Regions from separate parts of the Homo sapiens genome. Here region 2 is linked to region 1. A link is a loop called in an ENCODE intact Hi-C map of the cell type or tissue named here. Cell type or tissue: MCF 10A. All regions are shown on one strand. Links, peaks and the distances in the headings refer to the core of each region. The heading gives the core; the rest is flanking DNA.

Region 1 (8,346 bases), core at 166-8,165:
TCTTTAATTTCTTTAAGTGCATTTATAGATACTAAATATTTGTGGGGTTTGCAAGATAAATCCTGCAGTTAGCGTTTTCTGCTGTCTCTCTCTCTCTCTCTCTCTCTCACTGTTTTGTTACATATTTTGTGATGCCTTTTTAAGTGTTAAAGTGTGTTCTTCCAGAGAGGATTTGAATTTGCTTTGTGTGTGGCATTAGAGGTGCTACACGTCCATTACATCTTTAAAATAAATGTGTATATGAGGGACTGTTGAGCCAGTTACATTGTGTAAATTGTGTTCTCCCAAAACACAACTGGACTTGCAGTTAGAAAGTCTTGGGAATTTTTTTTCCCCCCTATTTCCACCTAGAGTCAAAACCAAGGAGATATGCATGCCCCACTGTCTCTCTCTACAGGAGGTTTTATTTTTGTAGCTCAACCATTGGGAGCTTCCAGTTTCATATCTGCAGGTCTTCTGTCTGACTGCCTATCTGTTGGGCCCTCAACTTTTTTCTTTGATTTTCTTTAAAAATCTAGACTCTGAGTCAACTCAGGATTGGCTGATGTACCCAGAGTAAACACTGGCTTCAGTGCTGTGTACCTCTCTGTGTCCACCCTTTGTCATTTCTGGCCTCCAAGGAATTCTCCTCATTTCCCTAATAACTCAGCTCTGTGTGAAAATGCCTTTTAAAAAGTTCCACCATTTTTAGTTCTTCCTTGTTACTGAGTTGGTATGTGTGTTTGTGTGGTTTTTGTGTGTGCATGTGTAAAACTAGTCTGCTATGCTACTAGAAGCAAAACGTATATATTTTTCAATAGGGAACTTTCTGTCATACTCAGATGAACTTTGTCTGTTTGTCTCCCTGTATATACACATGTGCACATATGTGTATGTGTATATATACACATATGAAAAATAATGCTATGTGTAAACAGTACATTATAATTTTGTTAATAATCGAACAGTTTTAGCTCTACATCCAGAAAATAGCGTTTATCGTAGACAATATTATGAGATGCTAACATGCCTTCTCCTTCTATTCACTAAGGTATCTTTTGTTTTAATATCATAATTATGATATTAAATATTATAAGTTAAAAATATATTTAATATAAATTTAATATCGGGGTTTAGAGCAAGGAATAATGGGGAAAACCTTGACTTTAAGAAAGCAAATGTTGTAAAACTTCCATCAAGCCAACAAAAAATATTTAACATTTTAAAAATATTTAATATGTAGTATTTTCTGTGACTGAGTCCAATTCTAAATTGATAAGGGGTAGTTAACACAGATCTGCTGCCCTCTAGAAGTTTAAGTTCAGGCTCATTGGTACCTGTATTTTGTAATACCTGTAAATATCTGAGCAAACTGAGCAAGGGTTTAATAAGAATTGCTACCTCAATTTTACAGTAGCTGCTTCCAAAATCCAAATTCCAGCTGTTACTGCGTATGTGACATCGGGCGCATTGCTTAGCCTCTCTAATTACCATTTCCTCATTTATTAAATGGGTTAATGAAAATAACACATGTATAGGTCTTATGTTGCTGCTGTGAGAAACAAAATATCTTATTCAATTGATATATACAGTGCATGGCTGTATATCAATTGTATTATAGCATTAATAGTCCAGGCTTTTTTTTTTTTTCTGAGTAAATGACACATTCTGTAATTCTGGAGTTGTAGTTTTTTTGTACATTGAAGTCCAGCAGTTGAATTTTGAAGGCCTTCTTCTGTACCCTCCAAACTGAGAGCCTACGCTAGTAATATTTCCACTTTCCTGAAGTTGCTCAGCATTTATACAACATCTTATCTGTTACCATGAGTACAGATAAATTACCCCAAATAGGATGGAATTTGTGGGACAGCCTCATAGTGATTGCCAGTATAAAAATCTTATATGCAGCCATGAAAGCTCATTGGTGTATATTCTGAAATGCCTGAGACTTCAGAAGGTAAGGCAAGTCATTGCTTCTCCTGTGAACTATTCTATTTCTGCCTCTTCTTGGCATTTGTACAATACATACAGGTATTGTTTCTCTTACACAATGTATTTCTCAAATTAGATGGTAAATCTCCAGAGGATGGGCATCCCGATACTATCTTATTATGTTATTTTATATACATATATTTATTATTTATATATTTTTATTATATATTACCATATATTTTATACAATTTTATATTATATCATATAATATAATTTATATATAATATATAAATTATATAATATAGTATATAATACAATATGTTATATATTATATACTATATTATATGTTGTATATTATATAATATAATTATATAATATAATTATATTATATATAATTTATATAAAATATAAATTATATATATATAAAAGTATATCGTGGTCAAAGAATGCTTCTGTGAGAGGTGATATTTGAGGTTTGAATTAAACAATGTGAGGCATCTGAAGATGTGAGAAAACAATCCAGGCAGGCGGAAGGGGTTGGCATTTTGAAAAACAGGAAAAAGACCAGTATAGCTGAAACACAACAAACAAGGGGTAGATTGGTACAAGATTGAATCCGAGAAGCTGACAATGGCTAGGTTATTTAATACGTGATTTTTATCAGTAGTATTCCAGGTGGAATTGAATAGAATGTATTGTACTGACTTCTATTTCCTTTTGCCTGTTCTCCCTAAATATGGGTTTTCCATTGCTAACCTCCTAAGTTAAAAGTAGTAAACTTGTTATTTCCTGATTCCAGTGAATATCTCTTTTCCTGTCCCAGTCTTCCACACTCATTGTAACTCCTTTGGTCACAAATGACCAAAAAGCTAGTTTGGTTAGTGATGTATTAAAGAATTAATGTATTAATGGGCTAGATTCTCTGGGTTGAGATTTTCCCTCTCTATGGAAGATGGATTTTGCAAAATGAGCTTTGCACATGAAGGGCAAATCACAGCACGATTCTGGCTCCTTGCAACAGACAGATTGCAAATCCAAATAAATTACATGCCCTCCCCCGGTTTAGCTTAATTTGAATTACTATTGTCTAATATGAGTTTCCTGAATTGTTAATCATGATTTATCAACAAGTTGATTGGGAAACTACAAAACTACTAAACCTGGTCTGATGACACCTCACAAAATTGCGGTGATTCCCATACCTCGCTACCTTATGAAAGGAAATTCTGAAGATCTCAGAAACAATTGTCAGACTTTCTCAAACAGATGTGGAGCCCTTGATTTTATGGCTTATAGGTTTTCAGAAATGAATCACTTTTTTCTTTCCCTGAAAATCACATGGCTTTTTGCATTAAATAAAAATAGGAGAAAATGAGGATTTGAAGGAAAGTTATAGACAAATATGAATAATTTTGTGCTGTGACATTATAAGTCTTCCTGCTTATGTAAAATGGATATGCCACTGTTTGGAAATTACAGCGCATAATGGATTAATTTGCACCTGTAGAGTGATTGGTCAAGGGGAGTCTAGGTGATAGTCCTCAGTGAAGCTTGATTTTGAATTTGGTACCTACTCCAGCTGGGAAGTTAGGCTGGTGAAAACAGCAGGAACAAGCTAAATGTGTGCAGCGACTGGTGGTGGTGGTGCTTCTTCTCAGCCAAGAAAGCCTTGTATGATGTCTGAGCACTTGAGCTGGCTTGGACCAAATAGCTTAAGCATTATTTGATTTGGACTAAGTAGCCCTGAGATGAAATGGCCTTTTATTCAACTTTGTTAAACTGGGGCGTGCTGGGCCTTGTTTCTCTGGAGTTTGCCAAGTGAACGGATCGGCAGCCTCGGAAACAGAGCAAGACATTTCTGCCACATCAGTCTCTCGATGGCAACAGTTCGAGCTAATAGGCAGCTTTTCAACTCTGAGGACTATACTGTTTGCTCAGTGTTTCCTTGCTTGTTTGGGTACACAAAAAAGAATAGGAAGAAAAAGAGGCAAAGGCCATCTCTTTACATAGTGCAGCTACGACCCTCTAGTGGATGCTAGTGAGAATGCAGGTAATTTGAACAGCAATGGGAAAGATTTAATTATTTCTAACCGTCAGATAACATGGTGCACACCCAGGCAGGATTGGAGGAGTTAGGGTTCAGTGGGGCCTAAAGCTTATACAGTTTTAGACTGGATGGGCACTTTTAGAAGAAAATGTAAAATATCTTACTTAGGTAAGTGTTACAAAAACATGCAAATATGTAAACACATTACTAGAGTTCTTTCCCATCTCCCAAGTTTCATGAATTTCATGGTAAATTTGCCTCTGGATTTACCTGTTCTATGTTTGCTGATTTTAATTAAAATTGAAATTATGGAAAATGTATTTTTTAAAATGTTTGAGAATTGCAGCTTTTTAGTCTATAAAAGTTATTTTGAACAAAAAATGTAATATACTTTGTAAGTGTGATACAAAATTCAGACTTAATTCACAATTCTTTCTTAGGAATAGTTATTCTAGCTTTTATAGCATTTTGCAGAGTGAATAGCCTTTTTTATTTCCTAGCTGAGTTTTGAACTGTATAGACTAAGTAATGTAGAATACATTAGTCTTTAGCTTATAAAATCTTAATTGAGTTATGGTAAAGTGCAAAGTTAGTAAATGTTAGTGAATAACATTTCCCTCACTAACCAGAAGAAAGTATTCTAATGATCAGCATGGTCAATTCTACTAATTTATGGCTTACCTATATAAATAGGTGTGTCCCATAATTAGAAATCTTTTTTATCAGAAATGTGTGACCTCACCACTTAAAAGAATAACAAGCTAATATAACAGTACTGCGTTTATTAGGCTCAGATTCTGAGAGGCGAGCTGAGAGACAACCTGTAAGGCCATCTGATCGAGTCTCCTAGGCCATTAGACAGATCAAGTGTTGTATTCTCCACGTTTTCTTCACATATAAGGATGGCTGATTTTAAAGAAAAACTTAGATTGAGCTTCTTGATCTCTCCCAATATTGAGACAAACTACCTGAAGGATTAAAAACTCTGGATGATTATCCTGAATCACTAGATGTCTTTTAAGTTGAAATGGAAGTTAATTTTATGTTGGCAAGTATAAATTATTTTAACTTAAAATCCAGAAAAATAGTAGCTAGCTTTTAGGTTTGCTTTTATGACATTTCAGGCACTGGTCTATGTATCATGCTAGTGCATGTACTTTCCATATATTATTTCCTTTATCCTGGTAAAAAACCCATTGAAGCTGGTACTACAGGTGAGAACACTAAGGACCACAAAGGTTAAATAAGTTTCCCAGGGTCATTTAGCTAGCAAGTGGCAGAACCAGGGCTCATATCAGGCATTCTGCCTCCCTAATATATTGTCTAACTGTCAGAATTCCCTGAGGAAACCCACTGGCGGTAGGAAGTGGGACAGATTAATGCGTTTAAAAAGGAGGAACATAGACACAATTATGAAACATAACTCTCAGAAGACAGTATCTGAACTCACATAGATGTTGGTATATTAGATAGGGCACTTGACTTGTAATTTGAAACTCCTGAAGAGGGGTGGTAGTTAAAAATGTAAGAATAGAGCTGGGTATAGATCCAAAAGAATTGAAAGCAGAATCTTGAAGAAATATTTGCAAAGCCACGTTCAAAACAGCATTATTTGTGATACCCAAGTGCCCACCAACAGATGAATGGATAAACAAAACGTGGTATATAAATACAATGGGATACGATTTAGCTTTAAAAAGGAAGGAGGCCGGACATGGTGGCTCATGCCAGTAATCCCAGCACTTTGGGAGGCCAAGGCGGGGGATCACGAGGTCAGGAGATTGAGACCATCCTGGCTAACACGGTGAAACCCCATCTCTACTAAGAAAAAAAAAATGCAAAAAATCAGCCAGGCGTGGTGGTGGGTGCCTGTAGTCCCAGCTACTCGGGAGGCTGAGGCAGGAGAATGGCGTGAACCCGGGAGGCACAGCTTGCAGTGAGCCAAGATCACACCACTGCAGCCTGGGCAACAGAGCGAAACTCTGTCTCCAAAAAGAAAGAAAGAAAAAGAAAGAAAGAAATGCTGACACATGCTACAGCATGGAGGAAGTTTAAGGACATCATGCTAAGTAAAACAAGCCAATGACAAAAACACAAATACTGCATGGTTCCACTTACATGAAGTATCAGTAATAGAGTTATAGAAATGGAAAGTAAAATGATGGTTTCCAAGGACTTGGAGGAGGAGTGAATGGGGGAATCGTTTAATACAGACTAAACTGTACAATTAAATATGGTTAAGATGGTAAATTTTATGTGACGTGTATTTTACCACAATTTGATAGGAGTCCAAGAAAGGAATAAGAGTGAAGGATCACGATATGGCACCTTGGGAAGCACTAGAAAGGAGGAAAGAAGGCCTAAAAGTGAGACTGAGAAAGAATGGTCGTCCAGCGGTGCCCCGAGGGGTAGGGACAGACATTCTTACAAGTTCAAGGTAGCTGGTAAAGCTGGTAGCATACACACATACCTTAGGTCTTATTGACTTAAAGATATCTAGTCACATCAGCCACTTGTAGAGTCTGATGATATTTCAGTTAGTAAATGAGTTATTTTACATTGGGAGAGGATAGTGGGCAGGGCAGTAATATTCCTAAGTAAGAACATCTCTCCTATGGTTTAAGTTCTCATGCTGGTGAGTCTTAAACAAGAAAGAGCATGCCATTAATTTTAACTTTAAATTCCTATACAGATGGTGCTCACAGATGTTTCCAACAACAGACTTCTAAAAAAAATAACAATTTTACTTGAAGTTTAAACATAAATATGCACAGACTTTGTAGTGCTTTGGCATACCTCTTGTTTTTAAAAATAGCACTACCCTTTTACCTGCTTGGGGTGAGTGAGCCTTTGTTTAGTTACAATTTTCTCTTTCTTTTTTTCTTTCTTTTTCTTTTTCTTTCTTTTCCTTTCTTTCTTTCCTTTCTTTCTTTCTTTCATTCTTTCTTTTTCTTTCTTTCTTTTCTTTCTTTCTCTCTTTCTTTCCTTTCTTTCTTTCTTTCGTTCTTTCTTTTTCTTTCTTTCTTTTCTTTCTTTCTCTCTTTCTTTCCTTTCTTTCTTTCTTTCATTCTTTCTTTTTCTTTCTTTCTTTCCTTTCTTTCTTTCTTTCATTCTTTCTTTCCTTTCTTTCTTTCTTTCATTCTTTCTTTTCCTTTCTTTCTTTCCTTTCTTTCTTTCTTTCGTTCTTTCTTTTTCTTTCTTTCTTTTCTTTCTTTCTCTCTTTCTTTCCTTTCTTTCCTTTCTTTCTCTCTTTCTGTTTTGCCCTTGTTGCCCAGGCTGGAGAGCAATGTTGTGGTCTTGGCTTGCCACAACCTCTGCCTCCCAGGTTCAAGTGATTCTCCTGCCTCAGCCTCCCGAGTAGCCAGGATTACAGGCATGTGCCACCACGCCTGGCTAATTTTGTACTTTTAGTAGAGACGGGGTTTCTCCATGTTGGTCAGGCTGGTCTCGAACTTCCAATCTCAGGTGATCTGCCCACCTTGGCCTCCCAAAGTGCTGGGATTACAGGTGTGATCCACCGCACCTGGCCACAATTTTCATATCTACAGTACCTTACCATTGTTGAGGATGTTAATGTACACTCAAATGTGGTTTTCTCCTGTAATTTTTATGAATTTAATAAGAAATTAATATGATTGCTTAGGAATCCAGCAAATTCTAAAATAATATGAAAAGTATAACTCCTCAGTTTAGGAAGAGTGTACTTAAAATGCTGTAGACAGCAATGAAAAGGACAGAAAGACAGACGTGGCTCTAAACTCCCACCAGCAGAATTAATTCAAATATATTGAGCGGATTCCATGTACTAGATACTGTACCTGGGGAGACAGCAATGAACAAAATGCTTTCCCAAGGAGCCTTATTCCAGAAAGCAAACAAAATATGTGAATAAAATAGATGGTAGCAGTTGGGGGCAAGTGATTTGGATGTAAGGTGACTCAAGCTCTAACCTGATCCTGTAAGTGGGTCCAGGTGCTTATGAACTGTTCTTAATGGTCATTCAACTCTGTCACTGTCCCACTGCTAAAGTTTGCCTCTTCTTTATCCCGTGTGTCCTGAATTGCTGTTGTTTTCTCAGCTTCTTCCATGACACAGGCTAACCTTGAAAAACCAGGGTTGGTCCTTGTCACTTTGACACACCTCCCGACTTTGCTTTTGTGGTTCTGACTTGTCTGTGAGAGTGCCTCTTCCTCCAGGATATTCACTATCCATTTCAGCAAATATTTATTAAGAATGTCTTATATACCAGCCACTTTCCAGGTGCTGGGGACACAGTGGTGAACAAGACACATGTGGTCTTTGCCTGCACAGAGCTTACTATCAACCTAGGGAAAAACAACAAAAAACATCTGAACAGTCAAGTGAATCTGATAAATGCTATAATGGAA
Region 2 (8,346 bases), core at 90-8,089, 160 kb before region 1:
GAGATTGTTTTTTTCCTAAAAGGGAGTATAATTTTCCCATAGCTATACCCAGATAATTTCATCCACATAGATGGCCAATTTACTTAAACCAAGATAACCCCATTATTCCTTTTCTTGATTAATAGTCATGGGCTTTGGGAGATTTTTTTGCTTGAGTTACAGGAATAACTGTTTCAACTCTCATGCTTTTTGGTTTCTGTGGGTCTCAGCCCTCAGGTCTGCAGAAGAGAATTTAATTATGACTAAACACAAATTCTGCATCCTATCTCCTGCTTTGTAGGTATTGACTAATCCCACTTCACAGTGAGTCTAGTCATAGTGATTAAGCTTTTAGTGAATTCACAAAGTAGTTGCTCCAGATTCATTGAACACCCACCATTTTCCAATTTATCTTACTATGTGAGGGTGCTGACTCTTACTTTGTTCCCCAATGTGTGTAAGGACTTGACAGAAAAAGCCACACATTGTTTAGCTTAATAAAAGAGAAATTTTAGGGGACTTTAAAGACTGTCTCAATTACTTGATGATTATCATGAGGAACACTTGTTTAAATAGTGTGACTCCAACCCCCCACCAGAATTTAAAATAAAGGTAGAAGGCTTGGGGTTCAGCTTAGTTTATAAGAATGGGCTTTCTAATGCTTAAAGCTGTTTTACAAGGAAATGCTCTGCTTATGAGAAAGAGGATATCTAATGCCAAAGGCTGATTGTGTAGGAAGAGAGTTAATGGTAGCTTGTTGGATTTTTAAAGTCAGATCTATTAATGTCTATTTCACTCCGAGACTCTATGAATCAATATGCTGCATTACACTGAATCTGAGATACCATCTATGATAAAATGCATCCTGATTTCAGAGAGGTTTACCCTCTCTGAAAAATTGAAGGTGTTAAAGTTGATGAAATATGGTTTATATTCTCTTATTTCACAAGGAGAAATTTTTGGATCAACATTAATTTGCAGCTTTGATTATTTTCTCTGTTTGCCCTCCCCTTTCACACTTTGCTGGGTTAAGTTAGTTCCCGGGTATACCTTTGGGTTTTCATGTCCTAGAGATAACCAAAGGAATATATATTTCCTATAAACTCTTTTGCAGTGAAGCACATGACTGCATACCTAGAGCAAATGGGGTTTCAAGAGTTTCTTCTGATTATTAATTCATTCACAGACTAGTAGAACCATGTAAACTTCAGATCAAAGAGTACCTAGGGCTAACAGAGGACTGTTGACATTTGACAGTGTGTTGAGATCTTTTTTTGTGGTTTTTAGAATACTATTTAAAGTTTACTTTTCAGAATATTTCAAAATGTTATATTTTGATTGATATACAAATAAAATTTATATATTTGCTTTTCATTTTACAAAGAATAGCTATTATTTAACAGTATGGTAATTTTTGCTTTAATCTTACCACATTAATTTGCACATTATTTAATGCCTAGAGACTATGAAGAAAAAAAGGTTTATGCCCTACTTCCCATTTACCTTTTGAAATTTATTAACATCCACCTTTTGTAATTGCAGTGACTCTTCTCTAGTAAAGCTAAGTTGCTCTAGAAATGGCTTCTAACGTGTATTCCAGAATTTGAATGCTGGTGATTTTCAATGTGTTCTTAGCTTTGGTGCTGTGATTCTCCATTAATTTTGTAAAAAATATGATAGACTTTCACTTTATTCTTCCAGTTTCTGGCTATTAGGAACTTTGGAAAGACAAATGAATATCAGAAGAGGAAAGGGTCAGTTTTCTGGTTGCCTACAATCACATCTAATTTAGCCTCATATGCAGTTCCAAGACATTTTTGGTACCTGTCAAGTGCAAAAAAGAAATGCAGAGATCATCTTCAAACAAGCCTTTAAAAACAGTGCTTTAAGAGAAGGGCAATTGAAAGCTCATTTTTAGACTGAACAGCTAAAAAATATGACACATGCAGTCACTACTCATCATTACATTTTTCTAAGTACATCTAAAAATCTCATCAGTTGCTCTGAGTATGCACTGATGTGCTGGAACAGTCTTTCATGACAGATACCCTTTATGGCAGGGTCATTTTCCCCTTCATGGGTGGATGTGGGTGAACCAGGGTCTCTTGGCCCTGCACAGTGAATGTTCTTGGATGATGTGCCTTGATATATCTGTTTAGGTATATCTTGATATACCTAAAGAGTGAACTTTCAAGGCATCCAGGTTAAAACACAGGCTTTTCATCTCTTAGGGAATTTATATAGTCATACCGATATACCCCTTTGTAAGCAACTAAAGGAAAAAGTAAATGTTTACTTTAAGGAATAATATGCTGACTTTTATTCTACCCCCTAGTTGGTATTTGGTTTTCATACCTGTGTAATTTTGTAAACTAAGCATAATCATTTTGATTTGTTTTTGCGAGGGGGAGGAATCTGGACTAAATTACGGTATTTCCATGAAATGTCACTAATAATTTCAAATCCATGAACTTAGATAGGGAGTGAGAAAATGTGAAATGGAGCCTGTGGTTTTCTCATTAAATGGCGTTGTGTGCTGCAAACATTGTTTAGAGTCTTATTTTGTTTAATATGGGTGTGTGATTTCTAGACACAGAGGGTTGTTTAAAAAGATAGGATGTATGCCCTGTGAGTCTCTTTTACTTAAAATGGCAGGATTAATATTCATGTAACACTACACACAGGGGCACAGCTGTGGGATTTTAGAGCTCTGTATTCCATTCCCGTAAACTAGCCAGTTTCAGAACCTCTGCTTAATCACACTGACCACTGCAACTCAGATTATGATTTTTACAGCTAGTGCCACAACACCAATTTTCCCACAGCATTTCTCACCCTCTCCCCTTCCCTCTTAATCCTTCTTCACCTTTGCCTCCTGGGAAGATCTGGCAATATTCAAATAGGACAGAGAATGCTTGATTTCAGAAAGAAATGAAAATACATCTGTTGCCATTGCAACAGATAAGCAACCAGACGGCCCTTTTCAACCGGGAGAGATTTTAGGCATCACTCCCTTTAATGGTGAGTAAAGCCATTGTTTTCAGGTTTTGTTAATTTGTGATGCCCCCAACTGCCCTCTCTCATTTGATCAAGGACATGTGGACAGCTCAGTCTGGTAAAATAACTGACACAAAACTCATGAGGGCCAGCCGGCTGTCCTAATGAGCAGAAGGCAAAAACATGAAAGAACAACAAGGTGCAGGGGTCACAGAATACACAACACACAGGAGCTCCACCACGAATCCGTCTCATGTCCTCCTCGCTGCTTAACCGCCCAGGGTGAGAGGGGAAACTGAATACCCCATTCCTACCCCGGAAAGAGAAATGAGTTGAGGTAAGGAGAAGTAACAGCCTTCCCTTCCCAAGAATCCTCCTCTGCCTTACCGCCACAGTACAGGCCCTTGAAGGCCCTTAATTGCTGATGGGGATGGAGCAGCTAGAATCACCTTGGGAGCTTTTAAATATCCTGATTCCCAGGCCACAGCCAGGCCAATTAAATTAGACTCTGGGGAATATCACCATTTAAAAAAGAGAAAGAGAAAAAAGATCCAGGTAACTCCAGTGTGCAGCCAAGTCTGAGACCCAGTGGGCTAGTCTGAGCAAGCTGGAGAAGAAATAAGTGCGGCATCTGACAAGGGGATGAAGCTCCACTCTCCCCAAGGATACTTAGGAGCGAGTTGTTGTTGCAGAGAGAGGGGAAGAAAGGGAGCAGGAAGAACAAAGTTGCCCCTTCCTGTCTTTTTCTAAGTCAACTGCAGTCTCCACCCATCCAGTGCGGGTAACCTAGGCTTCCACACGCAGCTCGGGGTGGGGGGAAGTGGGTCCCCTGGTCTGGGGTCCTGGGCAGGGTGAGGTGACCGCTGGGAGCGCTACCCTGCGGCGCATCAACAGCCTCAGGCGTGGGCCCTGCACTCTCCAGAGAAGGCGGCGGCTGCCGGGTGGAGAGCAATTTGGGGACGCAAAAGAAAGCTGGCTCGGGCGCAGGTGGCGCTCGCAGCCCCAGCCCACAGTTGAGCCAATCGCGGGCGCAAGCGCAGCCTGGTGGCGGCGGCGGTAACGGAGCGCGGGGCTCTGGCAGGAGCCGGCGGAGGCAAAGGCAGCGCCAACCGAGAGCCGCGCGCAGGCTGGAGGGAGACCCGCGGCGAGGAGCCAGCGAGAGCGCTCGGCGCTGGGCTGTTTCCCGGCCGAGGGAGGCGAACTTCTCATGGGGAAGAAGTGGAGGGATGCGGCGGAAATGGAGCGGGGCTGCTCCGACCGCGAGGACAACGCGGAGAGCCGCAGACGCAGCCGGAGCGCCAGCCGGGGCAGGTTTGCCGAGTCGTGGAAAAGGTTAAGTTCCAAGCAGGGGTCCACCAAACGCTCGGGACTCCCGTCGCAGCAGACGCCGGTGAGTGGCCGGGGGAGAGCCCCAGTCTTTGCTTTCTTTTCTCCCTTCGCACGCGACTTGAGCCCTTTCCATGGTGCTGAACTTGCCTCCCTAAGGGTGAGAGCCAGGGAACTTGTGGCGCCGCTTCTAATGAAATAGAGTGCTGGGGGCTGTGAGGAAGGGCGAGAAGGAACGTCTTCCCTCCCTTCAGCAGGGGAGGGTCTCCTGACGTCTCTGGCGGCTCTGCAAAAATTGAAAACATGTTCGAGAGGCGAGGGGGCTCGCTGTTAGATCATAAGAGTTTTGCAGTTAACAGAGCGTGTGAGACGTTGTCGAGTGTATTGTGACTCCTGTGTACGTTCCCAAGGGTCTGTCTGTGCAGCATGTCGAAGGTACTCGGCCTCCGCTGAATGAGGGCGGAATAGAAAGGGCATGCCATATTTTTACTCTCTTAGCACTTGCTCTTTCCATCCCACACCCCCACCATTTTAATGGGAGCGTTTAATTGTTTGCAGGATGTCATTTGCATACAGAGAATAGCAAGAATATCCCAGGTGCTTGTAATCCTACTGCTTAACATATACAGCGTTCAGACAAGTTTTCCCATGTGTCAGCTCCTCTTCACTGTCTAATTAGTGCAATAAAAGCACTCCAGTGAAATTAATATAGGCATCATATGTGTGTAGAGAAGTGCAGTTGATAAAAAACTTTAGCTGCATTTGCATTTTGAGTATGTGAATATTATGTTTTCCTTTATCCCAGAGGGAGAGAACGCTGTTCTAGAAGAGAGTGCAAAGTCCTCCTGTTGCTCCTGGGGAAGGAGGATACACCACTTTTAACTTCCCAAACATCATTAAGAATACCAGCCTGTGTGTGTGTTTGTGTGTGTGTATTTGTTTTACATCCAAAGGGCTTGACAGCAGATGTTGTATATTGAAGAGACTTTGATTTAATTAAAAGAGAGAATGGTACATAAGCATTGATCCCACAGCGTGATTAATGTTACCCTGCTCTGTTTTTGGGAAGTCGTCATTGAAGGATAAAAATTAATCCCTGAAAAGTAAGATGTTTAAACATTACTTCCACAGAATGTAATATAAACATTTGAAATTTTTGGTGTGTTTATTTTGGTTGCTTGTTTACAAAAATGTTATGAAATTTCAGGTATTTTTCTCAAATACTTAATGTTTTTTGTGAGCAGGTTTTTTCATCTAAATATGGGTATAGCACCGCTAAAAAGGCAAGTGATTTTACTTCAGGTGTAGAAATATTGTTTAGAAATGTGTACTCGAAAATATTTTTTACAAAAGAATATTAATCTGAAGATAGGTTTTTCTGAAATAAATTATGTGGAAAATATAAAATTCATGACATCTGTTTTTTATCAAGTATGTGAACTAAAAATTCAATCCTCTTTTTAATAGGAAGTCTAAGTGTTAATCTAAGGAACTTCTTATGCTGCATTTTTTATTCTGTTCAACAGGTGTGTGCACAGTCTATATCAGGAACATATAAAATCTTCATATAACTATGTTATAAGTTAGAGTAAATGATTGCAGGTTTGTTACCTAGAATAAAAATGTGGGAAAAGAGCCTAAGAGGGTACCATGACAACCAGAGACATCTGGAAAAGTAACTATGTCCTCCTGTTTGCTAAGGGTGATGATGGTGCTGTAGTTCTCTGTAGTACTTGTTAATTGAAACATTAGTAATTCAGTTAAAAACCAGTTAAGGCAAAAGCCTGTGCTTATTCTCACATTGCATGGCAAGTTTGATATTGATTTTCTTCTAAAACCCTAATAATAAGTGCTTCTAGCTATAATTTTTAATTATCAGTGTTTTAAACAAAGATAGTGAGGTTTTGTAAATCTTAGAGCTAAGATGGTGGTTTTGAACCAAGGTTTGATTCTATAGTTGTTAACAAAGAGTTTTGACTTCATTTGTAAGTGAGACACCCAACTTATCTATGCAAACAGGAGGAAGGAAATCATAATGCTTATAGCAGACATGCTTATAAAAGTTTTTAATCTTTAATGTAAGATTTTTTCTCTCCCTTAAAGTGAGCTGTTAAAAAATAGCCTAACCTGTAAAGATTAAAGCAGTTAATATGATTAATGCTGTTCTTTATTTATTCTTATGAATAAATAAGATATTCCATAATGTAGCTGTGAATCTTATTCATTATGTGTTGTCCCCAAAATATTGTGGTATCCATCCTGACAAAGAAAATATGAGGGGTTCACTCTGTCTTTTGAAGACAAAATAGAAAAATGTGGAAAAATTTGATTAATAGTAAAACATGGGGGCTTTCATAAATCTTTTTTCTTTTGAGAATATAAAATAATTGTTTTTTTAATGTGACATTTGTTACTCTCTTCTCTGCTTTAGTTGGATTCTTGAAATCACTTCCAGTTAAAGTTATTCCGAGGGAATGATATAGTCCATGACTCTGTCCTCAAGGGGAATGATTGTATTAGTTTTTTTTTTTTTTTTTTTGAGATGTATTCTTGCTCTGTCGCCAGGCTGGAGTGCAGTGGCACAATCTTGGCTCACTGCAACTTCCGCCTCCCTGGTTCAAGTGATTCTCCTGCCTCAGCCTCCTGAGTAGCTGGGATTATAGGCACGCACCACCACACCCAGCTAATTTTTGTATTTTTGGTAGAGATGGGGTTTCACCATGTTGGCCAGGATGGTCTCGATCTCCTGACCTCGTGATCTGCCCGCCTTGGCCTCCCGAAGTGCTGGGATTACAGGTATGAGCCACCGTGCCTGACCTAGTTTTCATTTTCACTAGCAACAAAGCATTGCATACATCATAATTAATAGAAGATATTTTCTTTAGTAAGGAGAGTTCTGCTATACTCCTGGTATCCAGAAAGACTTTATTCATGATCTGAGGCATGCTCTTTTGGTATGTAAAGTGTAGGGGAGGTCGGCTTGACTTGACTTTGACAGTTAGATTTCCTACCTACTTATCACTAAATATGTAGGGGTTTTCTTAGAGGTTGGGTAACTCCATGATTTTGACGCTAATCTTAGAAACCCAAAAGTTGCATTTCTGGAAGTCTCTTTGGAGTAAATGAAGTCTTGATGCTCTTATGGAGTATGGCAGGCCTACAGTAGAAAATGTGTGCTATCCCTGCCACTGCCCACTTGGATCTGCTTCTGTTCTGGTGACAGGCAGAAGCAGTGCTGCCCTGTGCAATAGCTGAAGGAAGGGGCAGCTGTTCTGTGTCCTAATAGTGGCATTTAAAATGCATGTTCTCAAGTTCTGGACCACAATAGTGGGTGTGTCTAACAAATCAATCCTTGTTGATTTGAAAAGACTTTTTTTTTTTTCCATTTTTGTAATTCAGGAAACATCTTCTCTCCCATATTTTAAGGCTTCATGGTTTACAATGGAAGCTTTATGAATTCATGTTGCTTTGCTATAATCCATTAATCTACAATATTAAATTACACCCCAAATCATAAAATTCCGATACGGTAAAGTGGTATTTAATTATATTCATTCCTTGGAAATTGTTCCTTTCTGAGATTGCGTCATAGGTCATTTTTCAAATCTAAACTGTTTTTTAGTAAATGTAAAGATGTTGTATATTAATTTCATAGTTTTATTATTATGAAAGTTATACATTTGAAATTCAGATATCAAATTAAGTTTCTGGATATTAATGTTTTAAATACTGTCTGTGTTGAATTGGTCAATAGGTATAAAAGTAATTTAAGACTTCTTTGTCTCCATTCTATAAGATTTGGATTTCATATTTCTTTGTGAATTATTGTTCTTGTTATTCCTGCTATTTGTTTTGATTCTATCTGTGCAGAAATGCATGGAAATCTATTGAAAGGTGATTCAGCAAGTGCTGTCTCGCATTACAAATGTCAGCTGCTCACCACAGCATGTGTGTATTTTTATTTCATCTCAAATTTTTTAATCAGAATATAAAGAAAAAAATCCAGCATTATTTTGGGAAAAAGAGAAAAATAATTTAGATTTC

What was found. Peaks named below come from ENCODE experiments on the same cell type or tissue, not always from the same donor. Only the 100,000 strongest peaks of a DNase experiment are listed, where the experiment ranks them.
Region 2: it touches region 1 in a loop (2.4-fold over the local background); 2 of 110 quality-filtered maps call a loop at or near these places.

The regions. Positions count from the first base shown.
Region 1 is chr9:71,280,921-71,289,266 of GRCh38, reverse strand. LOC107987079 (a long non-coding RNA gene) reads left to right here. Exons shown (of 4, transcript XR_001746718.1): 4 at 6,244-6,826. It also overlaps a transcript of TRPM3 not described here. Among named protein-coding and RNA genes, the nearest start is that of TRPM3, 160 kb to the right of the region's middle. In MCF 10A, for the core only: a CTCF peak has its summit at 3,940 (motif pointing left); a DNase peak (open chromatin) is centred at 3,936.
Region 2 is chr9:71,442,673-71,451,018 of GRCh38, reverse strand. It overlaps a transcript of TRPM3 not described here. Among named protein-coding and RNA genes, the nearest start is that of CEMIP2, 320 kb to the left of the region's middle. In MCF 10A, for the core only: no CTCF peak of the experiment used is centred there; a DNase peak (open chromatin) is centred at 4,418.